7 separate regions of the Mus musculus genome follow, and regions 2, 3, 4, 5, 6 and 7 are each linked to region 1. A link is a loop called in an ENCODE intact Hi-C map of the cell type or tissue named here. Cell type or tissue: left cerebral cortex. All regions are shown on one strand.

Region 1 (4,000 bases):
GCCTCAAAACCATTACCTTTTGAAATGTGCCCTTTCTTGGGTCCCCACTCAAAGCTGTTTGCAACTCAATCCCCAGATCCTGTTGCTCCCAATGGCAGAAGAGATTTTGAAGATGTAATTAAAGTTATGGGATTTCAGATGGAAGAATTATCGGGCTCATCTGAGTGGGCCCAGTCTACTCACATAAATTCATGAAGGTGGGAGACCCTTTCCCAGGGGAGACTAGAGAGATGAGATCTGAGAAACACTCAATATTCTGGTTTTGAATTTGAAGATGAAGCTGCAAGTTAAGGAGTGTGGTGGCCTCTAGAAGCTGAGATTAGAGTGGCTGGTGTGCCAAGCACTGCAGCCTCTGTAAAACCAAGACTAGAATTCCCTATTCCTACATAGAAATCTAGGCTTCTCTATTCCTACATAGAGATCTAGAGGTCTCTATTGCTGCAGGGAGCTTCCTTTCAGAGGAGAAATAAGAGAAGAATCAGAAGGCCATTTTTAGGGCCTCCCTTGCTTATTGATAAGGAAATAGACTTTTGGCCTATAATCCCAAAAGAGTTGAATTCTGACAAACAACCTAAGCAAACAGGAACTGGAGGCCTAGCCCATCAGACAGGACCTTGGCCCTATCAACACCTGCATTCTAACCCAAGGTTACCTTCCTGACCTGCTGGACTCTAAGATGATAACACTGTATACCTTAAGCCTCTGGGTTTGAGGTAATTGAAAATAGTTTGGTTAACATAGATTTTGTTTGTGGTTTTTAAAGACAGGGTATCATAGCTCAGGCAGGCCTTAGATTCATAGTCCACCTGACCCAGCTGCCCAGATTCTGGGGTTAGAAGCACATGCTTGGGATAATTTATTAAAGCAGAAATTCAAAAGGAATATGGCACCCGACATGTTATTTGTACAAACCATGTAGCCTACAATGCTTGCTTTCTTCTGAGAGCCTGAAATTTGGTGCGTGATAGGCAGTGGTTGTTCAGTAAGCAGTCTCCAGGAACAACCGTGTGCTCTAAGCTTTCTTGGATAAAATATACCACCTATGTAGTGTGCATTTTATTCTTAAGAAAGGGTATATTAGTATGTCCCCTCAACAGAGGAAAAGTCCATGAGGAAGCCTGTGCATAGATCTCTCCAGGCCCGAAGTAGTTGCCCCCATTGGCCTTATTGGACATCCTTTTGCTATAATAAAACCTGAGTCATGAATGCAAAGATACACTGAGTCCTATGAGTCTGTCTAGCAAATACACTGAATATGTGGGCTGTCTTGAGTCCCCTATTTCAGTGCCCTCTGCTAGGAATCTAAGCTAAGGTATACTCCCCATAGACTCCCTGTATCCTCTCCCATCCCAGGCCTCTAGCTAGTCACCAGAGATGCACCCCCCTCAGGCTTCCATTCTTACTCCCAGGCCTTTCTCACCCCCCTTCTCCCCACATCTGATCGTCATCCCTGTTCCCCTCCTCGCCTCCTCTCCTACCCAGTTCCCTCTCTCCATCCACCTATTTAGTTTCCCCTTCTGAGTAAGACTCGCACATCCTCCCTCAGGACCTCCTTATTACCCAGTTTCTTTGGGCCTGTAGATTGTAGCATGGTTATCCTGCATTTAATGTCCACTTATAAGTGAGTACATACCATGCGTGTCCTTCTGGCTCTGGGTTATCTCACTCAGGATGAGATTCTCAAGTTCCATCCATTTAAAATAATGAGATCACAGGCCACATTTCAAGTGACCAGTAAGTTCCAAACCGTTACAGTATATAATATCTGAAGGAGACTTTATGTTCTATGTCTCACTTGGGGTTAGTGACAGAGGCATGAGACGCAAGCATGATTGGCTTTCTTGTTGCTAAGCAACAGTGATTTTTTTTCTTCCCCCCCAGAACAGGAACCGAGTGCAAACAGGAAGTGCCATGTTCCACCAAAGCTCCACTGGCTCCCTCTAGTGGCCATTTAGCAGTCACAGACAAAGCTAGAGATAAGGTACTTGCTCAAATGCCAAGGCTGCAGGCAAGCTCAACCATCCCCCCTGGATATTAAGTTCAATGCCAACAGGATTTCAGATGCAGCAATACCAAAGCTAGAATGATTCATCTCTTCCTCCTGAAAACATGTCCTGAGAGCAGAACTGGCCCTAGAAAACATCTGGCTGCATAGAAGTATCAGAATGGAGACACTGACTGTGGAAGAGAGAAAGACCTCTCTCTGGAAAGGGAGGGAGTCAGAAGCCCTATGGGAAACTGTAGATTATAAGACTGGGGCTGCCTCTAGATTTCCCTTAGTTAACAAGACACCAAAACAACACTCCTTAGGCTTCTCTTGAGATTAGGGGCCTGAAATGTCAATAAAAATATACACGTTCAAGGCAATGACCAACTTAGTTTGTTCATGAGGCACTGAGCTACGTAATACAATGGTAAATTAGACAGCATGATCCATACTCCAGTGGAGACCCTAGTCCAAAAACAACCCTCCCATTTGTTAACACATTACCTACCCAGAAAATAGCTTAAATGTAACCTAACCAAAAATTAGGCAGCTCTAGATTCCCAGGTGTGCCTGGGCCATACATCTCTCAAGCCTACTGTTGTTGGGAGAGCTGGATCTGGGAAAGGAAGACAAGATCTGAAGTACTCATGGTTCCCTGCCTTACCCAAGCATTTCTCAACAGTCCTTGTAATTTTTTCAGAAATCCTTCCATTCAGAGTCCTGCCTCCCTCGGATGGAAACCCAAGCTTAGCCTAGGGGAAGGACTATGCCCTAGTAGGTTCTACTGATTGGATGCTCTTCCATACAACTTTGGCTCATGAGGAAAACAAGAACTGCCTGGCAGAAGCCATGCCCCATGGATGTGATAGACCATGACCAAGGGACAGTAAGGATTAGAATCAACTAAGATTTATTTATCTTATGTGTTTGAGTGTTTAGCTCACATACATTTCTGCGCAGGGACACTGGTTTTCCTTCCTTAGGTAACAAGGTAGACGACAGATGATATAGATGATAGATGGCATGGGTATGTGTGTGTGCACGCCCCTCCCCCTCGACCTATTAGGGAGCTCAAAGAAACTTGTAGCTGGCTAGAAATCTGATTTAGAGACTAAGTAGTAGAAACATGTATGTTCCCTCTTCTTGTCCGCATGGACACTGCTGTGGTTGAGTTCCGAACTATGTCTCTAGAACATCCACAACATCTACTTGTGGAAACTAACACTTGGAGGTGGGAAGATGCATAAATAGTTGAGAGCACTTAATTCTCACAGAGGGTCTGGGTTCAATTCCTAAGACCCACGTGGTGGTCCATAACTCACGTTCGGGGGGGGGGGATCGATCCAATGCCCCTCTTGTAACCTCTGTAGTCACCAGCACGAACACCTTACACGCGCGCGCGCGCACGCACACACACACGCGCGCACACACGCACACACACGCACATTTTACCTTCTTTAAGTACCGGGGGCAGGGGGGAGGGGGGAGTTTCCCCGTGTGCTCGTGCACGCGCGCACGCACGCACGCGTAGGGAATGTAAGTAAAGCGTCTAGACAATAAGGACCTAAAATGAAAGAGCCATAAGCTACCTACTTACGTTTTTATTTCTCAGTTCTCCAAGTTCCAAATCATCCGGCCCACTAAGGTCCAAACTTGGAGGAAGCTCGAGTCTCTGCTTATTAACACGTGTCGCGGCACGGCTGACTTGTGCGTCACCAACCACAAGGTGGCGAAAGAGATTATCACATCAAACCAGCCTGCCTTCTGCCTCTTCTATACCATTATTTTGCTAAGCAGAAGCATTTCCTGAGCGTGAGTCATTCAATGAGCACAGTGGTCCTATGGATTGTGGCCCTATGGATTAGCTATGATTTCACAGATGAGCAAACCAAGAGCTGCAGATACCTGTGGAGTTTGGCTGTTACCTATTTTTAGTACTGCATCTGCATTTACACCAGCGTCACCACACACATATGAGTACTGTAGTGTTACTTATTTGGCAATTGCTCTGCC
Region 2 (4,000 bases), 150 kb after region 1:
AGTTGGAAAGAAAAGCTGGGGGCAGGGGAGACGGTTGCTCATTGCCTCCACCATGGGCCTTTTTGTTACTACATCAAAGTCATTTGAAAAGTTTACATGTATCCTTTCAAACAGCAACCTTTCCTTCTTCCAAATATAGAAAGTATGATTTAAGGAACTGTCTCTATCCCCGATAACTACACTGCATACTGATAACATCCAAAACTGGCCCCACTTTGAAGACAGTGTCTTAGACAGTAGGCAGAGAGGTGTGTGTGTCTGTGTGTGTGTGTGTGAGAGAGAGAGAGGGGGGGGGGAGGGAGAGAGAGAGTGAAAGAGAGAGGTGGTGGGGAGAAATCTTTGAATCGTCTTTCACAGTAAAATTTTGGAAGTAGCTGTGGCTGCAATCAAAATGAGGCGAGTGTAAGTGTACAGACTTACCGATCAGTTAACAGTTCTTAGAAAAATGGAAGGAAATCAAGAACAAAACTGTACATACGGTGTGCCTGTTCATTTTCGAGAATAAAACCTTTTGGCACCTGTCCCACAAATGCCATGCAGTCTCTCTGGGGGGCAGTGAACACACAGTGGGCCAGGACACACAGTGCTGGGAATGTGTTGGCATGCCTTACTTGAGTACTTGTGAATGAGTCCAGCCCATCTTACCTAGAATGGACCACTCTACTGGGAGTGAAAGTTCTTCCCACCATAAAGAAAGTCAACAGCTACTTGACTTCAGATAGTACCTGGAGACCAAGGGATAAGACTTGAGAAAGTGGTGGCAGCGGCCCCAGCCCAGGCCAGCCAAGACAGAACAGAAAGATCAGTTAGCAGAGATAAAGAATGAGTGAGTGAATGAGGGCCAACAAGCCCCCAAGAGAAATGCAAAGTAGACTCAATACCACGGCCACAATCATCGTCTGGGTCCTACGTGAGCACGCCAAGTTTCAAAGAACTGTGCTTGCCCGAACTGGGTCATGTGCTGAGCCCCAAAGGGAAACACGCACAGCCCAGCTCCCATGGAGACAATCTGATGATGCTGTCTGGGGGGGGGGGGGGGGGGCGTGGCTTCAAGATACTTGGAATTCTGGTCAGCTTAAGTCGTGTGCTTTGGGGGGGTGAGGTGAGGAGGCTGTGACATCATCAAGTTATGTAGGACTCTGCCCTGCTTTCTCTGAGTGTCAGCCTCAACTCTAGGACTTGTGTGCATTGGAGGGCAGCTTACCATGCATGCTTCAAGCTTCATCTAACTGACACTCCCGTGGCCACAGCCCAGGGTGAGAAAACCATTTCACCTCATAAGCCAGCACATTCACGAGTAAATACAGACACAGACACACTGAGAACTGAAACACTTGCTCTTCAAAGTAATACTCACCTCTACTGCATGTCAAACTGCGCTGGGCTATCTCCTATACCATTTGCCAATGTTTGTTGGAAGCCAGCAAACTGATCTTGCATCTCAATAAATGCCCAGAAAATGCAATGTTGAATAGTCCCAGCTCTACCACAAATCAGCTGTGACCCGGGACAAATTTCCTCATCTCTTGTGCCCTAGTCTCCTCATCTATAAGGAAGAAATGGTAGTAATACTTCAGGGAGCTTTTCGATGGACTGAGGAAACATGCAAAGCACCAATAAAGTGCTTAAAACTAAGTCTTTTGGAATAGCGCTGGGGCTCTGAAAAAAGGAAGCAACTTGTCCGGCCATTCCCAGCTGTAGGCCCCATCCAGCAGCCTAGCGCTGCAGTTCTCAACTGGAGCACTAGCAGAACTACACAGGCTCACATCCCTGCTCTGCCACTTTGCTGTGCAGCCTCCAGCCCACAACCTTAACCATGATGGCCTACCAGTTGTCTGTAGAACAAAGGGACACTTTCTCATGAAATCCTCTCTCCAGACCACTTAGATGATTCCCACCCCACCCATTTCAACTCTATTGTTCTCATTTCTGTGAGGCTGCCAATAGCTACCCATTCATTCAGTTACAGGTATACCTAAAACCTGTGCATCAGGGATAGTGACAGGAGACACACTGGTGAGCAAACCCAGCAATGAAATTTAGAATTTGATGTGGAGACATTTGAAAAAATACTCAAACTCGTTCTTTCAACAAATATTTATTGAGCACCTACTAAGTGCCATGCACTAAGGCAGGCCTGTGAAAATACAGTGGTCACCAATGCAGAGCATGTCCCTACCCCTCACGGAGCTTACAGTCTAGCATTGCAGTCACCCATTAATCCCCTAATAAAGGCCTTACTACAGACGGAAGCCAGTGCCTTTAGAAAAGGAAGGAACATGCTAGAACACTAGGCCCTGGCACAGACTAGAATCAGCAAGGGCTTAAGGATGCTTAGAAAGCAAGTGCATGGGTATGGAATAAGAGGTTGTTTGGGGGCACTGAGTGGGAGACAGCCAAGCTTGAGAAGACTAAGGATTCAGTCAAGCAGACACCAAGTTTAGTAGTTGAGGCTGACAGAACAGGAGAAAGGGCCAGAGATTTTGAAGAAAGCAAGTAGAGGGCGGTCCCAAAGCCAGAGGGGACCGAGTAGGAGCAGTTAGCCCTTTCAAGAAGAAAACAACGGAGCCTTTCAGTGTGGCCAAAGCCAGGGACTAATAAAACTGCAGACAAAGCAAGTGCTGTTGACTCTTCAGGGGAGGGGGACAAGGGTGATCATCAAGTACTGACCAGAGGCAAAGGGCAAGGTGGCTCAGCAATTAAGAGAGAGACCCTGGCCTGAGGCTAGGTCAACAGAGGACCAGGTGAGACAGACCTGGAAAAAAAGCCTGATGAAAGACAAATGGGGCTTATGGTTGCAGCCTCTGGACAAATGGCAGAAAATGAAGCTCTGGAGTCAAGAACAGAAACTGGCCTGAAATGGGAACAAGGGACCCCCTCCTCATGTACAATGTGAGGGGTGTTGGTGTTCAGACGTGGGGGCTCTAAGGAGCAGGCATTCCATTCTTATGGTTTCTATTGTGTTTGAAGAAGCAAAAGGCAGAGTGTAATGATAAAGAACACTTGACGGGATCCCATGAAAGAGGAGCCGAGGGTGGATCAAAGGACACACAGGACAATGGGGCAGGATGGAAGATGGTCCTTAACTTGGGGGAAGGCTCACATGCTGGCCTATGTGGCATTTTCCAACTTGACTTGCTGATCAGTGCTATGAATAAAACTGGGGACTTAAGGAGGCTAAGCTGCGCAAGCTTCCTTCCCTAAGGAAACCCTCTTAGAACTGAGGAGTCTCCATGAGGAGAATCTGAGGGGTAAACACATTCTTGGTGAAGCAAACAGTATGAGCGACAACCCCAAAGCAGGAGTAACAGAAGGGATGTGGCGACAAGAGCTCGGGAGCAGAAACCAATATAAAGCCAGACTAGATGCTAACAGAGGCTGAAGCAGGCATCGGTGAGGGTGTGTAAGGGCCAGCCAGATTTTTGTTGGTCTTTATTTTTAAGAGGAATAGGATACTTCCTCAGAGTATAAAGCCAAGACACACCAGAAGGGCTCCTTCCCATATCAGTCCAATCACTGAGGACTCAAAACCTCTGTGCTCACCCAGAAGAGGGATTTAAAGGAATCTAGCTCACAGAAAACGCTGTTGAGCACAAATGAAACTATACAAAAATACTCAGCAAAGTGCCCAGCAAGGAAAGGGGGCTTGGCCACATATCACTTGGTAGGGTCTCACATAACCCTTGCCCCCTGGCTCTACCCCAAGCTCCTGGGAGTCTTAGGACCAGTCTGTGTCTTCTCTGCTTGTTCCTAGCACTGTGCTCAGCACATAACAGGCTCTACCAAAAATGCTGCTGATGGATTCTCTCTAAACCTACTGAGTACTGCAAACCTGGTCCTGCAAGCTAGGGAAAGCAGCCAGCTCAGCCTCTGGACTACATCCTCATGGCTGCCAATCATCTCTTCTGACCCTACCTGCCAAGGGCCAGCTGCACAGTGGGCCTGTGGCCAACGATTCTGAAGCCCTCTACAGCAGGCCTCCCACAGATAAGAAAAGGGA
Region 3 (4,000 bases), 210 kb after region 1:
TGGATATATTCCATGGGAGTGCGCAGAGTCCAGAAGAGAGTGTCAGGGCCCTCCTTTCTCTCTCTCTCTCCACATATTACTTTGAAGTAATGGCTCACATTTTCTTGGCTAGGCAGAAAGCCAGCAATCTCTAGCGATCCTCCTGTCTCTGCTTTCCTTACTGTTAGGGTTACAGGCATGCGTGGGAGGCCTGGATTGCTACGTGGGTCATGGGTGCTTGGATTTGAACTCTAGTTCCCATGATTGTGCAGAAAGTGCTCTTGGCTGCTCATTCCCCTCTCTGGTCCCCCACAGTTGACATTTAAATCCAGGTTTTAGAGTCATCTATGATGGCACATACCTGCAATCCTATCACTTGGGAAGTAGGCATAGGAGGATCAAGACTTCTCAAAAAAACAAAAAAAACAAACAAACAAAAAAAGACTTCAAAGTTATTCTCAGATATCTATGGAATTGAGGGTAGCCTGAGCTACATGAGACTCTTTCAAAAGAACCAAAACATCTACATGGGGTGGTTTGTGTCTGTAATCCCAGCCCTTGTGAGACTAGTACAGGAGAATTGCTGAAAAATTGAGGCCAACCTGGGCAACATAGTAAATTACAGGCCTTGATACTAGAGCAAGGCCCTATCTTAAATAACTAACTAACTAACTCCCTCCCACACAATGCATGCAAACAGGCACTGTCTATACTCTGACATAAACTCAAGTGTGGAGCAGGGAATGTAGCTCGGTAGCAGAACGTTTGCTTGGCCATAATGTTTATGGCTCTGGCTTTGATCCCCACAAATAAAGAAGTCGTTTTACACCCACCCATGTGACTCCAGTTGTGTCTACTAGAGGAGAGGAACGGAACTGACAAGAGTGAATGGAAGACTCTCACACTTACCAATCCTTGCCCATCTGGTGTCTGTTTATTCTGACCCAGGGTTCCTGGGCAGCCCCTCCTCAGAAGGGTCGACTGCTATATGCCCCCCTGTTGTTGGTGGAGGAATCTACAGTGGGTGAAGGATACCTTGGCAAACTTGGCGGCCCACTGCGTACCTTCACCTGTCTGCAAGTGCCTGGAGCTCATCCGAATCCCAGCCACCGCAAGAGGGGCAGTGCTGACAGTTTGGTGGAGGCTGTGAGTCCAGATGGGTGTGGGGAAAGGGGCTTCAGTAGTAGGGGCAGAGGTGGGAGCTGAGAGCCGAGGATCAAGAGTGGCCAGACTCTATGTTGAGCATGTGGAAATTCCTCTTCTCGGCATACTGTACTTGACCCTGTCCCACTGCGCGCTGCATGTGTGTCATTTATTCACAGTGACCTGCACTGTGCACATTGTGCCATGGATCAACACTAATCCTACTTTGACCACGCCCCCCTCCCAGGTGCTCATCTCCGAAGGCCTAGGTCTCTTTGCCCAAGACCCACGATTTGTGGCCCTGGCCAAGCAGGAGATTGCAGATGCATGTCACCTGACCCTGGATGAGATGGACAGTGCTGCCAGTGACCTGCTGGCACAGAGAACCACCTCCCTTTACAGTGATGAGGAGTCTATTCTTTCCCGCTTTGATGAAGAGGACCTGGGAGATGAGATGGCCTGTGTCCATGCCCTCTAAATCCTTACCCCTCATCTACTGCTCAATAAACTCCCTGCCCTTCCTTCCCCCAGAGGGAGGCAGGCATGGACCACACACTGCTGAATCTTAGTATCTTTGCACTGGCAGTCTGGGCCAGCCCAACAGCTTCTATCCATCCCTTATTGCATCCCTCAGCCACTGCCCACACATGAGTATTTCCAGAAACCAGGACAGCTAGGCCTGATTATTCAGCGTCAGGGAAGGAGGGAGGAGGTGGAGGAGAAAGAGACAGCAGCCAAAAAAAGCTGGAGACAGAGTGGAGGTGCGGGGAGAAGGAGGGCACTGGGCAGATAAGAGGAAGTAAAGAGAAGAGATACTGTTTGGGTAGTAAGGAAAGGAAGAGACATCACAGAGGCTCGATCGGATCAGTGCAAAGGACAGGCTGTAGAAGATTCTTGACAGAGCAAAGGCCTAGAGGTTGGAGCTGACCTGGAGGCTTAAGCAGACGTGTCCCCTGCACAGCATCAAGAATTTCAGAGATGGTGAATTAGTATCATAAGTGTCTCCCATTTCCCACCTCTGCCTGAGAAAGGCAAGAAAAGTCTAAATCCATTGGTAGAAATTCTAGATGACAGCATACAGTGGTGCTTCTAGCTCCGTGGAACCCATTCCCAGCCCCCACCCCCTTGGTCCTCCTGAAACGCCTGAGAGTCGTTCCCTCCCTACGCAGATGCACGGGATCTTCCTTCTGCTTCTTGTTCTGCCTTTGGGGTATCATTCACTCAAGGAAAGTGTACTGGGCATTTAGTGTGTGCCAGGCACCTTGCTAACGGTTTTCCCTCGGAGCAACCTGGGGAGACTTGGACATATGACAAGAGTTATCCAAAGTGGGAGTCGGTTCCACTCCACAGGGATTGAAGGTAGCACAGCAAATGATGCCAAACGGGATCACCAGTGGGGAGTGTCTGAAGTAGAGCCCTCCTCACTCGTGAGACAGGCAGTTCTTATTTCTATCTCTTGAGTCAACCAAGCCAGAAAATTTGAGGGAAACCACAATCAAAGACTAGGACTCAAACTCAGTTACACAGGGACTTGAAACAAAGGCTTGGAGCAGTTGGGCTAACGTCTGGTGAAAGCGCAAGTTAGAGCGGAAGCATAAAATCCACTGAAAACTAAGGTTGGGGGCTCTACCATGCAGTCCTGAATGCTAGGCTCTAAAAGCACGGGGAACCATAGGAAGGCATTGAGTAAGGTAGTGACACAGTTAACTGTGCATTTTAAATAGATGCTCTGGTGGTATGCTGAAAACAGAATAGAGGGAAAGAGACTGGAGATGCTAAAATTAGCAGAAACGATGGTTACCTTAGCAGGGAAGGTAAAGGGGGAAAACAGTGAGAAGTCAATGGCTTCCAAAATAGTAAAATGAACCCTATTCTAAGTGCACTGTAGTTGATTATCTGTGGGGGGCAGGGGAGGTAAAGGCAGGGTTTCTCTGTGTGTAGCCTTGGCTGTTCTGGAACTCACTCTGTAGACTGGGCTGGCCTCAAACTCACAGAGATCCACCTGCTTCTGCCTCCTGAGTGCTGGAATCAAAGGCGTGTGCCACCATCACCTGGCAATTATCTTTTTTTAACCAGCACAATCATACACATAATATTTTAAAACATTTTACATGTCCAAAATCAAACAGGAGTAAATATTAGAAATGAGATTCAAACAACCGAGAGCTAAAACGCAAACAATTGGGAAGTATCTATTATATACTTGTGTTTTGTAAATAAATATGGGAGCCAGGCATGGTGGCACATGCCTTTAATCCTAGCATTTTGGAGGCAAAGGCAGGCAGATCTCTATAAGTTCGTGGCCAGCCTGATCTATACAGAGTGAATTCCAGGACAGCCAGGGCTACAGAGAGAAACCCTGTCTCAGAAAAATAAAATAAAATAAAATAAAATAAAATAAAATAAAATAAAATAAAAGGTACAGGGGCTAGGGAGATATCTCAGAAGGTAAAAGTGATGGCCAAGCCTGAAGACCTGAGATAGATCCACAGGACCAATGTGGTGGAGAGAACTGACTCCCAAAAGCTGTCTTCTGACTTCGACTTGTGCACCCACACATACACACAGTAAATAATTAAATGTTAAGAAAAGTATAAAAGCCAGAGCTAGCCGGGCAGTGGTGGCGCACACCTTTAGTCCCAGCACTTGGAGGCAGAAGCAGGCAGATCTCTATGAGTCCGAGATCTACAGAGTGAATTCCAGGACATCCAAGGCTACTGAGACAAACCCTGTCTCAGAGAAAAAAAAAAGCCAGAGCTCACATGATGCAGAGATAACATGCCAGCACCTGGGCAGGGGAGGAAAAAGGATAAGCTGAGGATAAGGTCATCCTCAGCTGCCTGGGAAAGGCATGGCCAGCCTCAGGCTAAGTGAAATC
Region 4 (4,000 bases), 45 kb before region 1:
ACCTGTGAAGATTTGGTCTATGATGCAGTTACAGTGGTTGGGGTTGCTGGCCACCTTGCCAACATCGTCACCTTTGCAGTGCCTATGCAGGACATCTAGCGCAGCGATGAGGAACTCGTGGGCATCCTGCTGCCTGTACCCTGCTAGATGACGAGCGTGTATCCACACCAGGTGCAGTAACTTATAGGGCACATGAGGAGATGGGTTTCCAGAATACAGCTCCCGAAAGAGCGACGACATCTCACAGACCAGACACAACTCAGGGCTGGGCATTTCACACCGGTGCCTGTCAGAGAGAAAGAAATCTCTCAGTATTGGAGTGTGGGTCAAGGCCTGGACAATGCAGTTCATAAAACACGTGTTGCCAAGATTAATTAGTCCTCGTAAGCCGATGGTAAAGCTGGAGGCGATCCTTCTTCTCCGTGGGTTGTGCCCCAGAAGTTCTAGTTCAGGTTTGGTCGTTTCCCAGGTGGGATATTTCTCCCCAAGTCCCGGCACTGAACACTGTTGCTGAGAAACCTCTGTCGAGGTGGACGCTTGTAATTTCAAGGCTTCTCCTTGCTCTTCTTTGGCAATTTGCTCAATGTCTATGTCATACACATAGTCTTTACACATGAAGCAGTATATGCCTCCATAATAAAGATCTACCGCTAAGTTGTGCTGTTTTGTCTCAGCGTGCTCGTGGATGTGTTTCTCTGTGAAGCAGCCAAAGAAGACGCAGGAAAGGCAAGAGTGGAGTCTGTTTAAATGGGTGCCACACACATGGCAGACGCACGACTTTGCCTTGCTTTTCCTGGTCTCTGGGGTTCCACACCACACGAAGCACTGGTAGATAACCCGCAATTCCTGCCTCCAGTTCTCTCCCACCTTAAAGCTGTTCACGTGGGAACAACCTGGTGGCCCCACAGCAAAATCCACATCCAGGCATCCGCCCCCAGGACCACGCCGGGGCCGGGGCCGGGGTGGGGGCCGTGGCCTAGGCTGCGGCGGGGTACGAAGCCTAGTCTGGGGCCGGGGCCGGGGTCGGCGGCGCGGGGCACGACTGCGACGCGGAGAGGGATCAGGGGGCCGCGGAGGGTCGGAGGGAAGGGTGGGGGGAGGAACCTCGTCGCCGCTGCCGCCAACACCGCTCTGCGCTGGGTTCTCATCCTTCGGCTCCTTCTCGGGCTGCCTCTCAGGCTCAGGCTCAGGCTCAGGCTCAGGCTCAGGCTCAGGCTCCTGTAAGGGCTCGGGTTCGGGCTCCGGCTCGGGCTCCGGCTTCTGTTCGGGTTCCGGCTCCGGCTGGGGCTCGGGCTCGGGCTCCGGCTCGGGCTCTGGCTGGGGCTCCGGCTCGGGCTCCCGCTCCGGCTCCGGCTCGGGCTCCCGCTCGGGCTCCCGCTCGGGCTCCGGCTCGGGCTCCGGCTCGGGCTCCTGCTCCAGCTCCAGCTTGAGCTCAGCCCCGCGGCCCGGACCCTCCGCGATCTCCACCTTCCCGGTGGCGTCCACCTTCCCTGCTGTCTCCACCTTCCCGGTGGCGTCCACCTTCCCGGCCGCCTCCACCTTCCCCTCCACCTTCTCCGCCTCCACCTTCCTCTATGCCTTCTCTCCCGTCTCCGCCGTCTCCGCCTCCTCCAGCCTCCTCCGCCTCCACTGGCTGCGACTCCTCCCCCTGCTCGTGGGGCTCGGGCGGCCACTGGGCGTGGTGGCGCGGGGGCCACGCAGACCTGGGGTGTCCCCGTCCGGACTGAGGGAGCGCGGTGGTTGTGGCAGCTGGACCCAAAAGGGACTTTCACTGAAGGAGGCGGCAGCGGAAGCAGGCGACGCCCCCGGGAATGCTCCCGCCGAAGCCCCCTAGCGGAGGCCGCTTCTGCAGCCAGGCCCCGTTTCCTTTAATTCAATATTTCCCAAACTTGCTGGTTCACGACAATCACGTGGGGGAGCGTGTTAAAATTACAGATTCCTCGGCTCCACCCGCAGGCCTACTGAATCAGACTCTTGAAGGGAGGTACTCCGGAACCTGGATCTCTAACTAGGGCCGGAGAAACTGCTAGTGATCAGGCAAGTTTGGGAAACACAGCTCTAATTCATTGAGGCTGGCGGGAAGTGGGGCGGGGACCGCGCAGTCTCTTTAAGGCGCTTCCAGCTCTCCGCTCCAATCGCTGCTCTGACCCCCTAGGCGGTCTCCTCCCCTCTAGTACTGCCCTCAAGGGTGCAGCTTCCCCTAGCCTGTGGGGCGGGGGGCCCGAAGGGTTGTCTTGTCTAGAAACGTTTCTGAGGCCATAAAATATCCCTTCACAGTCTGGTACTTGAGAATAAAGGCGGGAGCTCCGACATCCATCATTCCAGCGGCTGAACCTGCCTCCAGCAGCTGAACGTACCCCCAACATGTCTCAGTCTCCCCCTCTAGGTCCAACTCCTGCTCTCCCAGAAACGATGAAGCTCAAACTTTACTGGGGACCAGCCTGAACCCCAGATCTAGAGGGACAACAGTGCTCCCAAGGCCGCTCCACCTGAAGGGACATGTCTCTTTGAGAAACTTATCAGCCCATCCTGTGCTGGCTCCTTGCCTCCCACTCAGGCTCCAAAGGCCCTGGGTGGGATGACTGGTTGACAGCTGGCCTCCAGATACAGCACTCCAGATACTGAGCAGCCTGTGGGCAGAAACAGTCACTCCAAGGCCAGCAGGGGAAACCAGACACTGCAAGGCTGTTCCTACAGGTTGCACCTCCCTTACGCTGCAAGGAACCCAAACTACAAAGTCTGAGACCCATAAGATTTAGCAGAGTCTTGGGTGGGCAGCACGTAGGAATAAAGCGGGTATCTTTGGAGCTGCCAGTGAGGAGAGAGTCTGGGGGCCTGCTGTATGAAAAGCAGCATCATAGAGCCCAGGAAGAATGAGTCCAGAACAAACAGCTCAGGTCTTGGGCAGAGTGGGGATGTCAGAAGCAGCTGCAACTGCTGCTTCTGGAGGGTGCAGCCAAAGGCAGGGATCAGCACGTGGGGAGAGAGTGAGCTAAGAAGAGTCCAGTGCCTCAGTGTGACAGCCGGCTGTACCTGGTGCACATGGATGGTCCTACTCTAGGGGGCTCTGCTGTCTACAAAGCATCCCTGGTCAGCATTGGAAATCAGCCTCCACCTGAGTCATGCTTCATAGAGGAAGCAAAGACATACTCCTTGGGGATTAGTCAGGGAGCTGGAGCCCTTATGGAGGCTGTGTGGTTCCTAGCTAGCCTAAGGCTACCTTAGTGCCTGCCTTCCCTAAGTCAGCTCTGTTTTCAATTCCTTGAAGTGTCCTTCCAACAAATGCCTGCCCTTTGTCACCTGCAACTAGAGGAAGTCCAACCAGTATGGCTACCAAAGGAATGATGCAGCTGCTAAGAATGACTGAGCTCATGGAGCACGAGTGAAGAAGGCAAGGAAGGAGAACGTTCATCCTATCCTCACAGGCTACCAACCAACAAAGAAATCTAAAGATCGCCATGCTTAGGAGTCCTGCTGCTGAATAATGGCTATGTAACCCAGTTGCCCCACTACTCATCAGCTTCCTGTGAAGCTCACAGAGGAACCTGGGCACTGCCAAGGCCAGAAAACTCTGGAAGTGGGGGGCTCTGCCATCATTCACCCCACCATCTATGGCCAGGCACTAAGAGCTATGTACTATGTATTAAGAGCACTGAGCCAAAGACACCCCAGGATTAGATTTGGCTTTCCTAAAAGGAACACACATGCTAAAGAAGTGGCTTTAGGACAACTAGCAGAAAAGAAGCACCAAATATTTAAATAAATAAATAAATGAATGAATGGATGAATGAATGAATAAATAGTAGTTGAGTACTTTTCTTTAAAAAAAAAAAGTTGCCCCTCATTGGAAATTTTGCAACTTAGTGATTATTTTCTTACATTCATTTCCTCATTGTATTCTTCCTTTACTTTAATCACCAGTGATACAAGTCACCATAATCTTTACAGGTATAGAGCTTGTATAGTCTGGACTTAGTCCTGGGCAGACATCACCGCCTCT
Region 5 (4,000 bases), 99 kb before region 1:
CAACTACCAATGGAATCTCAGTAAGAAATAGAGTCTGGATATCACCTCTCCCATCTCTGTAGGAATGTTGGTGGCTTGGTCTTGTTCAGGAGTCAGTGACCTTGTGGACAAAGGACAGTCTTTTACAGCACTCCTGTGCATCCTCCAGCTCCTGCATTCTTTCAATCTCCTCTTCTAAGATGGCCCTTAGGCCTAATTGGGGGTGGGGGTAGGGTTGAGAATTCTGTCATTTAGACTTCGGGCTGAGCACTCAGTCTCTTCTCAGAACTTTGGCCAGTTGTGAGTTTCTGTGTTTCATGGCAAAAAGAAGCTCCTCAGACCAAAGTTGAGAACAGCCCAGATCTATAGCTATAGACACTAATATTTGGAAGGCAATCATTTAGCTAAATTAAAATAGCAGGTTCTACCCAAGGAGTGACCCAGACATGGAGTTACAGTATCAGGCATAAAATTCTCTCCTGTGATAAAGGTTTCAATCAGAAAGTGGCCATCAACATGCCACTATTACACCAGTAGGCACATCTTGCCTGGCAGATCAGCAATGTTAACACAAGGGAGCAAAATTCAGTAAGGCCATGTATGCTCAGTGAATTTTGAATGCCTACTTTGGATAAGTTAAGGGTTTGGAAATATAAAACCTGTATCTGAGCCCAAGCCATGCAAAGCTTCCAGAGATAAAGCTATAATCAAACACAATGAAGTTTTGGGCTTATTTTAATACAAAACCTAACAGGAAAAAAAATGGTCATCTCACAGAGAAAAAAGATAGGGTCATGGGAGAAGACTAAACGTTAGATGAATTTCAAAAGAAGCCATGCTTCCATAAGCTCAAACCCTGATCATCACTGTGTGGATCTGGACTGTGGAGTGAATCCAGAGCTCTGCATTCTTGGGAACCCTGGAGTAGATATGAAATGTTGGATCCAGGTAGGCCTTTATCTAAAGCTCTATACCTGAGCCCCAAATCAAAGCTGCTTCTGTGTGCCAGCTTCGTTTATGCCCTCCACACACATGGGGTGATTTAGTGATGACAATACTAGTGGGTGATAACAAGTGGCAGGCAGCAAGATGCTGCTAGCTTATGACTGAAAAGGACAAAGGGGGTTTTTTAAACCACCATGGTCACCTACACTCCAGCCTATTACTACATACCACACTACAGTATCGAAGCATAGAGGTTGTGTGTGGTGTGAATGGAAAGGAACCGAGGCTAAATTAGAAGGACTGGGAATGCTGGACAGATATTCCTACTTGATTCAGAAACAAATGGGGGAAGAATTGAGGAAGTTTGCTTTGATGTGTGATGTGCGAGCACACACCACACACACACACATGATTTGTGCATGGTAAATATGCACTTTACTAATATGCCCAATAGTGAAAACGTTTGAACAAGGCAATCCTTTTGTTAGGACTCTTCCTTAAGAACTGAAATCAGGTGTGTTTTTGGTTTGGTTTGGTTTGGTTTGGTTTGGTTTGGTTTGGTTTTGGTTTTGGTTTGGTTTTGGTTTTGTTTTTTTGAGAAGTTTCTCTTTTCTGTCTTTTTTGTCCTGCTCAACACTTCAGGAGAGAAAAACAAGAGCTCACTTGTGCATTGATGAGGAAGCACCCACCCCAATCCCCGAGGAACTACAATACAAGTAACGGTCAAAAGAGTCTCCTCTGATAAAGGGGCATGAAAAAGGGCAGGCTGACTGGAAGCAAGTTTATCCCTCCAAGACAAGAGCCTTTGCTTCATCTGTAGGATTATTTGAGAGGCTTAGAGTCTCATAGAGTATGACGTGGCTGCAATACATAAATATAGCCACGTGGTGTCGCCACTGACCGCCAACAGCTTGGAGGGCTCCAATATTTAAACACACCCAATTCACACACACACACACACACACACACACACACACACACACACACACACACACACACACACATTTCATTTCATCTTTTGTGAGTTAAAAAAAGAAAAAAGTCGTGACAGCAGGCTCTAAAGTCAGACTGCATAGGCTCAAAACAACCCAGCCGTAGAGACGTATTAGTTGTTGTTGTTCCTTCTTCTTTTTCTTCTTCTTCTTTTTTTTTTTTTTTTTGAGTTACCAGGTTTCTTATATAATGTTTAAGTGTATCAATAAACACTTAACAATCAGCACTTAACAAATGTTACCTAGTACTAATGATAATGATGGTGGTAGCGGCGGTGATGGTGGTAGTGAGGAAGACTCCTTGATTAAGGTCTTTAGATTTAAGGGGAAATATTTGTAGGGAGATGATGTAAATGTCTATTTTTCTAAGCGAAGAAATTAAATTGTGGTGCTGATAAAGCAAAGTTAATGGTTTCTTTAAAAGCTACAAATTGTGGTGACTCATTCCTGTAACCCCACTCCTCTGCCGACTAAAGCAGGGCGATCTTGAGTTCCAGGCCAGTGTGGACTATATAATAAACTATGAGTTTGATTCTGCTTAAATGGACACACTACCTAAGTGTCTTCTGAACTCATCAGGGTCCGCACACTCAGGAACTCAAACCACTGTGGCTGCCTGCAGACATAAGACCCACAAAATCAAGCTATTCAACATTTCAACATGGACCCCGAAGGGGTCCCCAAGTATGTGCTCACCCCTGACCAACGTGCCATGGCAAGCTGATGGTTTCTGAAGAGGAGAGAGTCAAGTTTTCTTTAAGAGCATAGCTCATGGTAGGTCCAGCACACTCCACTCGATGGCTGCGCACCTGAGAGTTTATGAGCAGCAAACACTGGACTCAATTGTTTATTGCTTTAAAAAGGAAAAAGGACACAAAGTTGAGGGGAGGTAGGGAGATGGAGTGGAGAAGGAAGGGAGTAGAGAAAGGAGTAGGGGGAGGTGCATACAATCAAAACAAATTATATGAAATGTTGAAAGAGTTGACAACCATTTGTTAAAAGTCAATTATACGTAAGTGATATGATGAAATCGTCTACATAATGAAAAAGCACTCATGTCACAAAAGCACATCACTGTGCTCTCTGAACCATCATGGCTACAAGCACTTCTTTCACCTTCAAATTAACACTGCAAGTAAAGGCCCAAAGAGATAGCTGTGTGGCCATGAAAGGGAAAGCCTGAATGCTTCTGGTATTGTTTGTATTTATCATATATTTCACTATTGTGCTATCTCCCAATGCCACTTTTGTCTTTATTTTTGTGATGCTAAGGGTTAAACTTTGCTAAGCATGCTCTGTACCAGCTGGGACATTAATTTCAAAGCCAAACATCTAGAGTGCTCAAGAAATGTCAAGGTTAGTTTCAGAAAAATGAAGCAGAATAAAAGGCAATGAACAGATTTCCCTAGCTCCCTCCCAGCTTCTTAAACTGTTGGTCACTACTTTATATGGGGGTCACAGAGCTGAATGTGAGGGTCAGGAAAAACAACAACAATAACAACAACTTGGCAACAGTAAAGGATTTCTGAATATGCAACAAACAAAAATTAATTCAAGAGGAAACAAATAATGAGTTACGGGTATCTAGCAATAATGGCTTGTGTTGCACTACATGTTTTTACCGTGGCCTTGGTTAACAACACCTTGTTAACTACACATGCGATCATGCTATACAATGCTGCAAACGTGTGGGCTCAGACTTAAGAGATGTATTTATCCTATGAATCTCTCTCCCTCTCCCTCTCCCTCTCCCTCTCCCTCTCCCTCTCCCTCTCCCTCTCCCCTCTCTCTCTCCCTCTCACCCCTCTCTCTCTCCCTCTCTCTCTTTCTCTCTCTCTCTCTCTCTGTCTCTCTGTGTGTGTGTGTGTGTGAGAGAGAGAGAGAGAGAGAGAGAGAGAGAGAGAGAGAGAGTAGACAAAGCTTTCTGCTCTTACAAAAAAATAATTTGAGTTCTAGGGCCATGGGTGTAGTTCAATGTGTAGAGTCTGTGACTGGCACAGAAACCTGGGCTTGCTGCTAATTGTTCAGGTAAGGGAGAAAAAAAAGTGGGAAGGTGGTCAGATACAATCTTGCCTGACAATATG
Region 6 (4,000 bases), 220 kb after region 1:
TGGCCCATGCTAGACTCCATGCCAGCCAGCTCAGCAAGCTCTAAGCCAGAGAGAGACCCTGTTTCAAAAGAGGGGGGATGGAACCTGAGGAACAAGACACGAGGTTAAACTCTGGCTGTCACAAAGCGGTGCAACCTCGTACACCCCAACATATGTGCACCTGCACACACGTGCACATTCACTCACACATGGATAAGAAATCTTTCCTTTAAAGTGAAATGCAGAAAGTCTTTGATGAGAAGCTGATAGTTAAGCAAAGTCTGAAGGGGCTGAAAGAATAAGGCATGAAAGCTATCTTAAGGAAGAGCACCCGTCCCTACACTTGATCTTAGCCAAAAGGCTGAAAAACAATGAGGGAAGAATATTCCTGTTAAAGAGGTCAGCCAGTGCAAAGGCCCTAAGCTAGAGAGATACCTGTCACTTTCTACAGTGAACTCAGAGGCAGGAGTACCTGGGCTGCAGTGAGGGAGGGGTGCCACAGATATTACCAGGATGCTTTCGGCAATCAATGGTACATTGCAAGTGCTCTGTGAATGGCCATTTCCTCCTTTTCCTGGGACCTCAAAACAGTCTGGGATGCTCTTGGCCAGGAAGGTGAGAAAGGGATTCCGGACCACACCTGAACACCTCTCTCTGCAGGCTGCACCAAGTGTACTTTGATGCACCCTCCTGCGTTAAAGGGGGCACTACCAAGATCTTCCTAGTTGGTGACTACTCCTCCTCGGCTGAATTCTTTGTCACCGTGGCTGTGTTTGCCTTCCTCTACTCCATGGGGGCCCTGGCCACCTACATCTTCCTGCAGAACAAGTACCGAGAGAACAACAAAGGGCCAATGATGGTGAGTCCCCACAGCTGATTGCATGCAGTGACCAAGGACATGAGGCCGCAGGGGCCCAGCTCATTTGGCTCACAGGCCAAACAGACTCCCAGACAAGCCCCATACCCAAGCAGCCCAACGCTGATGCTGCTGCTGCTGTTGCTGCTGCTCTCTCCAAGACTCCATCCACACTGGGCATCATAGAATCATGGGGGACATACCCAGAGCCCACACAGAATGCCAGACTGGCCCACGTACCTAACCGTACCACCATCTCTCACACGACCACACAGACTAGATGAAAAGAAGGAGTACCGAGGTTCACTGTGACAGTCATGCATGTCACCCTGCCACACAGACACCGAGTCCTACACAGAGAGGTTCTCACACCCTCATCCCAGACATCAAATGACACATATTCCCACATGCAAATAAAAGTGGTAAGACACACTTCTCACAGATTCAGAAACATCCCACGGAGTTAGTTCCTCCCTCAACGTCTGCACCCACGCATCACTAGCACACTCCCTCTGTATCATAGACACTCACAGACACTCAAGCTGAGACCTTCAGGTGAAAATCTAATAAGCCTCAGAGCTGCAAAGGCAGAAAAGAGGCGAGCCTCTTCTAAATGACCCCTTCCACAAAGGCTTGGGGTCTGTAGGGGCTCAAGGCTCAGCAGAAAGCCGTGCGTTCACTATAACATCTTCCTCATGCCTCCCTGCCTAGGACTTCCTGGCCACAGCAGTGTTCGCTTTCATGTGGCTAGTTAGCTCATCCGCCTGGGCCAAAGGCCTGTCCGATGTGAAGATGGCCACTGACCCAGAGAACATTATCAAGGAGATGCCTATGTGCCGCCAGACAGGAAACACATGCAAGGAACTGAGGGACCCTGTGACTTCAGGACTCAACACCTCGGTGGTAAGCCCTGGGAAGCTGGCCGGGCTGGAAGAGAAAAGCTGGGAGACACAGTCTGGCATGGGAAACGGGGGAGAGAGAGAGAATGGGAGGAGAGTCAGGAGGTTGGTCCATGAGGGCTCCCTGGAAGAGGCACACCAACAAAAGAAGGTTGAACAATTATAACCACTGGGATACCACATATCTGTTCCCAGTAGGAGAACATGAGGTCTTTCAGATTAGGCGGGGATAACTGGGCCCAGCCCAGTCATGCCAAAGCTGCTGAAATTCAGTATCCTTTTAGAATTGATTTCCTTACATGCAAAAGAACAAGATCTTGAAATGTTTTCTTACTTGGGCGCCCCCTAGCGGCTAAAAACAGTCTGACCATAGATCCTGTCACGTGGCAAGCTCTGTGACCTACAGCTAGTAACAAGCCTTTCAGGTATCATTTTGAACATGCAAACTGAAGGCTGATGATAGGTCCTGCTCCAAACATGAGTATCCACTGAATTCACAGCACGTACACACACACACACACACACACACACACAAACCCAACACAAAACTACATCCTATATCAATGTTACAGATGCTAAGATTTGAAGTCTTTTTTTTTTCCTGCTACTTGCTGATTGTGTAATCTTGGGTAATTTAGCCTGTCTGAACTCGGCTTTTAAATGGACATAACAAGGGCTGGAGAGGTGGCTGAACAGCTAAGTAGTACACACTTGTAGTTCCAGCACTGGGGAGGCAGAAGCAATCCGATCTGAGTTCGAGGCCAGCCTGGGCTACAAAGCTATTTCCGGGACAGCCAGGGCTACAAAAAGAAACCCTGTCTGGGGTGGGAGCTAGGAAGGGACAGCACCTCCTGACCATGCAGAGGACCCATGTTCAATTTGTAACATCCATAATTCTACTCCCAAGGGATTTATGGGCATGCAGTGATATACATGCATGCATGTGGGCAAAATGCTTACAGTCATAAAGCAAAACCTTAAGATCATTTTAAACACAAAATAAAATGGAGGTATTAGCCCAAGTGTGGTGGTACAGGCCTATAGTTCTAGCACGTGGGAGCCTGAGGCAGGAAGACTGCTAAGAGATTGAGGCCACTCTGGCTATATAGTGTGAGTTGTAGGACATCTGAGGCTACAGAGGCCTTGTCTCAAAAATAGAAAAATAAACTAAATATGCTAAAAAAATAAATAGAACGGGGATATCAACTGGAGGTAGTGGTATAGGTCTATAGTCTCTGCTACTCAGCAAGTACAGGCGGAAGATCAATCACATAAGCCCAGGAGTTCTGGGCCAGCCTGGGCAACATTTCAAGATTGTGTCAAAACAAACAGAATAAAATGTAGGTCTTACTTTCTGTCCAAACATGGATTGATTGATTGATTTTTATTTTTTACTTTTTTTATTATTATTATTTTTTGTTTTTCTGACACAGAATTTCTCTGTGTAGCCCAGGCTGTTCTGGAACTTGCTCTGTAGATCACCACTAACCAGCTTAAACCTGGAACTTTAAGGAAACTTAAGGTGCTCAGAAGAGGGTGTAACATGTACTAAATGGCATATAGAATTTTGCTTTTAAGTATTTCATATAAGCTCCATATTTATTTGTAATTTTTAATTGTTTTTAAAAAATAACATATACTTAGCTGGGCACATGGTAGCACATGCCTTTAATTCCAGCACTTGGGAGGCAGAGACTGGTGGATCTCTGAGAGTTTGAGGCCAGCCTGGTGTACAAAAAGAGTTCCAGGTCAACCAGGGCTGCAGAGTGAGACCCTGTCTAAAAAAATAAAAGAAAAGAAAGAAAAGAAAAGCATATACTTAGAGCCAAGGATGTTAATATATGCCTGTAAACCTAGCACTTAAAAGACTACTTTTAAAAATACTTATTATTTTTATTTTATGTGTATGAATGTTTTGCTTATATGAGTCACTTGCATTCTTGGTGCCTGTGGAGGTAAAGGAAGGGTGTCAGATATCCTGAAACTAGAATTACAGGTGTTTGTGAGCCACCATGTAGGTGCTGGTCATTAAACTTAGATTCTAACCTCTGTGCCATTACTCTATGCCCAGGGCTAATTTAAAGCCAGATTGGCCTAGGTAGTAAACTCCAGGTCATCCTTGGATAAAAGGCAAGACCGTCTCAAAAACAAACAAAACAAATAAAAATCTATTTAAAAAGAAAAGAAAAAGACGGGCTAGAGGGATGACTCCATGGTTAAGAGCACTTACCCCTCTTCCTGAGGACAGGCGTTCAAGTCCTAGAAC
Region 7 (4,000 bases), 270 kb after region 1:
ATTATTTTATTTATATGAGTACATTCTACCTGTCTTCAGACACACCAGAGAGGGCATCAGATCTCATTACAGATGGTTGTGAGCCACCATGTGGTTGCTGGGAATTGAACTCACAACCTCTGGAAAGCAGTCAGTGCTCTTAACCATTGAGCCAACTCTCCAGCCCTCTGAAAGACATTAATATCATGAATAATGACATATTTCAAGATACTTCTGCTTCTCAGGCAGAGGCTCTAGGATGGTGAATACAAATATCCCTAAGGCAGGAAAACCTTGATTTTTGAGGGGAGACATTCTGTAAGAGTTCACGGTGCTGGAGAAGGGTGGGTGGGAGAGGGTGGGAGTGGAGGAAGGGTCCAGGACCTGGCCGGCCAGCAAATCCAACACAAGTCCTGAGTGCACAATCAGATAGCCAGGTATGCTGATGCAAGCACTCAGAACCTGAGCCAGTGGAATTACCATAAGTTGAAGGCCAACCTGGACTACAAAGTGTATCTGTGTCAGGAAACAAACAAAAAAGAAGTTAACAAAAGAAGAAGAAATACTGCCTCAATAGTAACAACTATATAAGGTATTGGTTGATAGGTATGTAGGATCCCTTAGATATTTTACTTATTTTTTGTGTATGAGTTTTTGCCTGCACATATGTGCATCATGTGAGTGCCTGCTGCCCTTATAGGTCCAAAAGAGGCCTTGGGTTCCCCTAGAACTAGAATACATATGATTCTAAGCCACTGTGTAGGTGCTGGGAACAGAACTGGGGTCCCCTGCAGGAGCAACAGATGATCTTTACCAGTTGAGCCATCGCTCCAGCCCCATTTCCAGTCATCCAAATTTCCTTCCTTCCATCGTTCATTTGCTGGTTTGTTCGGTGTGCACCTGTGTTCACCTTATGGATTCTCTGTGGGGATCAGAGACCAGCTTCGGGAGCCAGTTCTCTCCTTGGTCCCAAGGATAAAACTCAGTTAATCAGGCTTGGTGACATGTACCTGAATATACATGTGTATACATATATATATATATATATATATATATATATATATATATATATATGGAGAGAGAGAGAGTGTGTGTTAAGAACTGAAATTTCTTACTGGGCATAGACTCTCATGTGTATAATTTGGGTTCTCCCGAAGAGCAGCAAGTGCTCTTAACAATTTTTTTTTTTTTTTTTTTTTAGCTCTAGCTGGCCTGGAACCCAGAGATCTGCTTGTGTCTGTATTCCACATTCTGGAATCAAAGGAATGCACTATTATACCCAACTTTTTTTTTTTCTTTAGGAAAGTGATAAGTTACTTTCTTGTTTTGTTTTGTTTGTTTGTTTTTTTTTTTTTTTTTTTTTTTTTTTGGTTTTTCGAGACAGGGTTTCTCTGTGTAGCCCTGGCTGTCCTGAAACTCACTTTATAGACCAGGCTGGCCTCGAACTCAGAAATCCACCTGCCTCTGCCTCCTGAGTGCTGGGATTAAATACTTAATCAGGATATTTGAGGTGGGCAGATCCACTTTTAATCTGGGCCAGACCGTCTCCTGGGAGTTTATATGAAGGACATGGAAGAAGGAAGCTTGCTCTCTTTGCCTGTGCTGCCTCTAGAAGTAGTTGCCACTTCAGCTGTGACAATTTACCTCAAAGGCAGTGACGTCATTGAGAATAAGCAGATACCATCTTTAATTCATCCGTATCAATAGTGTTGGTAGTAAAAATAACAGGGTAGTGAAGTGGCGCCACCTATGGTTCAAACTACAGGGGAGGCTGAGCCAACAAGAGCTGGGGGCCTAGGAACTCCAGGCCAAACCAGGCAAATATGGCAAGTACCAGTCTCTTCCAGAAAAATGAAAAGGTTGTTGTGATGGCACAGGCCTTTAATCCCAGCATATGGGAGGCAGAGGGAGGTGAGTTGGAGGTTAGCCTCACCTACAAATCGAGTTCCAAGCAACTTAGTGTCACAAAGTGAGACCCTTTTTCAAAAAACAACAAAACAAAACACGCATGCACACACACTAAAAAAAAAAAAAAATCCCCCCAAAACCACCACCAACAAAATAGCCAGGCATAGCGCGACACACCTGTAATCCCAGCTTCTAAAGAGGCTCCAAGACATGGGGGTGACAAGTTCCAAAATAGCTATCTGGGTTGTGTAGCGAGAACCTGTATTGCCGATAGCAAAATAACAGCAAAAGTCAAGCTAAAGAAATAAATCTTGCCGGGCATGGTGGCGCACGCCTTTAATCCCAGCACTCAAGAGGCAGAGGCAGGCAGATTTCTGAGTTTGAGGCCAGCCTGGTCTACAAAGTGAGTTCCAGGACAGCCAGGGCTATACAGAGACACCCTGTCTCAAAAAACCAAAGGGGAAAAAAAAAGAAATCTTAAAATAGATAAAAGGAAGATAATAGCTTAATGTATTATAATCCCAACTCAGGAAACTCAGACAGAAGGATTTTCAATACATAGTAAGCTCCACACCAGCCTGAGTTATGTAAGGTGACCCATGCTCAGAATCACACATACAACAAAACAGATTATTGGCTCATTCCCATAAATCCGTTGTGGTGGTTTCAATAAGATTGGCCCCCATAGATTCATATATTTGAATGTCTGGCCATAGGGAGTAGCACCATTAGGAAATGTGACCTCACTGGAGGAGCTGTGACCTTGTTGGAGGAAGTGTGTCACTGTTAAGGAAGCCTTTGAGGTCTCCTAGCCTCAGGTTCTGGCAAGTGTGGAATTGAGTCTCTTCCTGAGTGCCTTCAGATCAAGAGGCAGAATTCTCGGCTCTTCAAGCACTATGTCTGCCAGCATGCTGCTGTGCTTCCCAGCACGATGATAATGGACTAAACCCCTGAAACTGTAGGCCAGTCTCAATTAAATGTTTTCCTTTATAAGAGTTGCCTTGGCCATGGCATCTGTTCACCACAATGAAAACACTAACTATGGCATCCGCATAAGCCAATTAAAAACAGATTTTTAAAAAAGAAAAAAGACTTTAAAGACAAGTATTCTGCATTAATGGATAATTCTGCTCCCAGAGGCCATAAGTTATTAAATAAAAATCCCACTGCAACGTAAGTGCTCCTATGGTCAGGTCCTGAGAGGTAGGAAGCCACTCTCTGATGTTTCTACTGAATGGACATGTTGTCAAACTACTTATTAGATATTTGTATATTTGTTTTTGTTTATTTGAGACAGGTTTCTCTATGCAACACTCTCAGAGATTCACTTGTCTCTGCTTCCCAAGTACTGAGATTGAAAGTGTGCACTGCTGTGCCCCATTCTAAATATTTATGCTTAAGAGCACAGATTTATTTTGTGGGCAGTGGTGAATGCAGAGCTTCAAAAAAAAATCAAAGTGAAGAAGTGACTTTGAGTACTCAGTCCTAAATGGGACATTTAAATCACACACACACACAGGGAGAGAGAGAGAGAGAGAGAGAGAGAGAGAGAGAGAGAGAGAGAACATCGTGTAAGAGCTTGAAGGATGGGGAGGAGTATAGTGAAAGACTATCTTGTGGACATGGCATGGCGTTGTTGTGCTTTATAAGAATATAAGGGAGGAGAAGGAATACGTCTGGTGGATGTGCAGTCAGGTGTGGGGGAAGGGGGTGCCTCTGCGGGTCCATGCTGAAGCAATCCTTCGCCATGAGGGACCAGCCACAGACAGTATAGTGTAGAATAGAGTTTATTCAGGGCATGGGGAGGGGAGTTGAGAGGGGAGAGAGAGAGAGAGAGAGAGAGAGAGAGAGAGAGAGAGAGAGAGAGAGAGAGAGAGAGAGGAGTAGAGGCTGGCCATGAGCACGTGGAGAGAGAAGGTGGAGGGGAATGAGGAGAGAGAGAATATGGAGTAAGAGAGAGAGGAGGGGCAAGTAGCCCCTTTTATAGCTCAGTCAGGCACACCTGGCTATTGCCAAGTAACTATGGGGCAGAGCTTAGACTAAATGCCAACAGCTGTTGTACTCCTGAACTCACATGCACAAAACAACTTATCAACCCATCATGGATGGGGGA

Evidence for each region. Hi-C counts contacts between places; a loop is a spot of excess contacts. Peaks named below come from ENCODE experiments on the same cell type or tissue, not always from the same donor. Only the 100,000 strongest peaks of a DNase experiment are listed, where the experiment ranks them.
Region 2: it touches region 1 in a loop (3.0-fold over the local background); 5 of 42 quality-filtered maps call a loop at or near these places.
Region 3: a loop joins it to region 1, with 6 times the contacts of the local background. A loop is called at or near these places in 18 of 42 quality-filtered maps.
Region 4: a loop joins it to region 1, with 2.1 times the contacts of the local background. A loop is called at or near these places in 11 of 42 quality-filtered maps.
Region 5: it touches region 1 in a loop (21-fold over the local background); 19 of 42 quality-filtered maps call a loop at or near these places.
Region 6: a loop joins it to region 1, with 4 times the contacts of the local background. A loop is called at or near these places in 17 of 42 quality-filtered maps.
Region 7: it touches region 1 in a loop (5-fold over the local background); 12 of 42 quality-filtered maps call a loop at or near these places.

Annotation. Positions count from the first base shown.
Region 1 is chrX:7,419,295-7,423,294 of GRCm38, forward strand. 2010204K13Rik (RIKEN cDNA 2010204K13 gene) reads right to left here and starts at 3,694. Exons shown (of 2, transcript NR_027924.1): 1 at 3,585-3,694. In left cerebral cortex, CTCF peaks have their summits at 1,942 (motif pointing left) and 3,710 (motif pointing right); DNase peaks (open chromatin) are centred at 1,907, 3,037 and 3,714; H3K4me3 peaks cover 690 bases; H3K27ac peaks cover 391 bases.
Region 2 is chrX:7,566,740-7,570,739 of GRCm38, forward strand. All of the region lies in intron 1 of Ppp1r3f (protein phosphatase 1, regulatory subunit 3F), which reads right to left. Among named protein-coding and RNA genes, the nearest start is that of Flicr, 4.9 kb to the right of the region's middle. In left cerebral cortex, no CTCF peak of the experiment used is centred here; a DNase peak (open chromatin) is centred at 2,431.
Region 3 is chrX:7,633,520-7,637,519 of GRCm38, forward strand. It overlaps Cacna1f (calcium channel, voltage-dependent, alpha 1F subunit), which reads left to right. Exons shown (of 48, transcript NM_019582.2): 47 at 928-1,125; 48 at 1,370-1,677. The coding sequence ends at 1,600. Among named protein-coding and RNA genes, the nearest start is that of Syp, 3.1 kb to the right of the region's middle. In left cerebral cortex, a CTCF peak has its summit at 1,640; DNase peaks (open chromatin) are centred at 743, 1,098, 1,797, 2,512 and 1 more place; H3K27ac peaks cover 1,341 bases.
Region 4 is chrX:7,374,247-7,378,246 of GRCm38, forward strand. It overlaps Usp27x (ubiquitin specific peptidase 27, X chromosome), which reads right to left and starts at 1,584. Exons shown (of 1, transcript NM_019461.4): 1 at 1-1,584. The coding sequence starts at 615. It overlaps Gm14379 (predicted gene 14379), which reads left to right and starts at 1,679. Exons shown (of 2, transcript NR_026741.1): 1 at 1,679-2,037; 2 at 2,278-3,796. In left cerebral cortex, CTCF peaks have their summits at 1,840 and 3,101; DNase peaks (open chromatin) are centred at 725 and 1,868; H3K4me3 peaks cover 1,879 bases; H3K27ac peaks cover 1,154 bases.
Region 5 is chrX:7,320,688-7,324,687 of GRCm38, forward strand. No RefSeq gene overlaps it. Among named protein-coding and RNA genes, the nearest start is that of Clcn5, 3.3 kb to the left of the region's middle. In left cerebral cortex, a CTCF peak has its summit at 1,773; a DNase peak (open chromatin) is centred at 1,804.
Region 6 is chrX:7,643,462-7,647,461 of GRCm38, forward strand. Syp (synaptophysin) reads left to right here. Exons shown (of 7, transcript NM_009305.2): 4 at 640-838; 5 at 1,547-1,738. Among named protein-coding and RNA genes, the nearest start is that of Syp, 6.9 kb to the left of the region's middle. In left cerebral cortex, a CTCF peak has its summit at 2,089 (motif pointing left); DNase peaks (open chromatin) are centred at 1,225 and 2,076.
Region 7 is chrX:7,691,364-7,695,363 of GRCm38, forward strand. No RefSeq gene overlaps it. Among named protein-coding and RNA genes, the nearest start is that of Gpkow, 3.8 kb to the right of the region's middle. In left cerebral cortex, a CTCF peak has its summit at 1,729; a DNase peak (open chromatin) is centred at 1,724.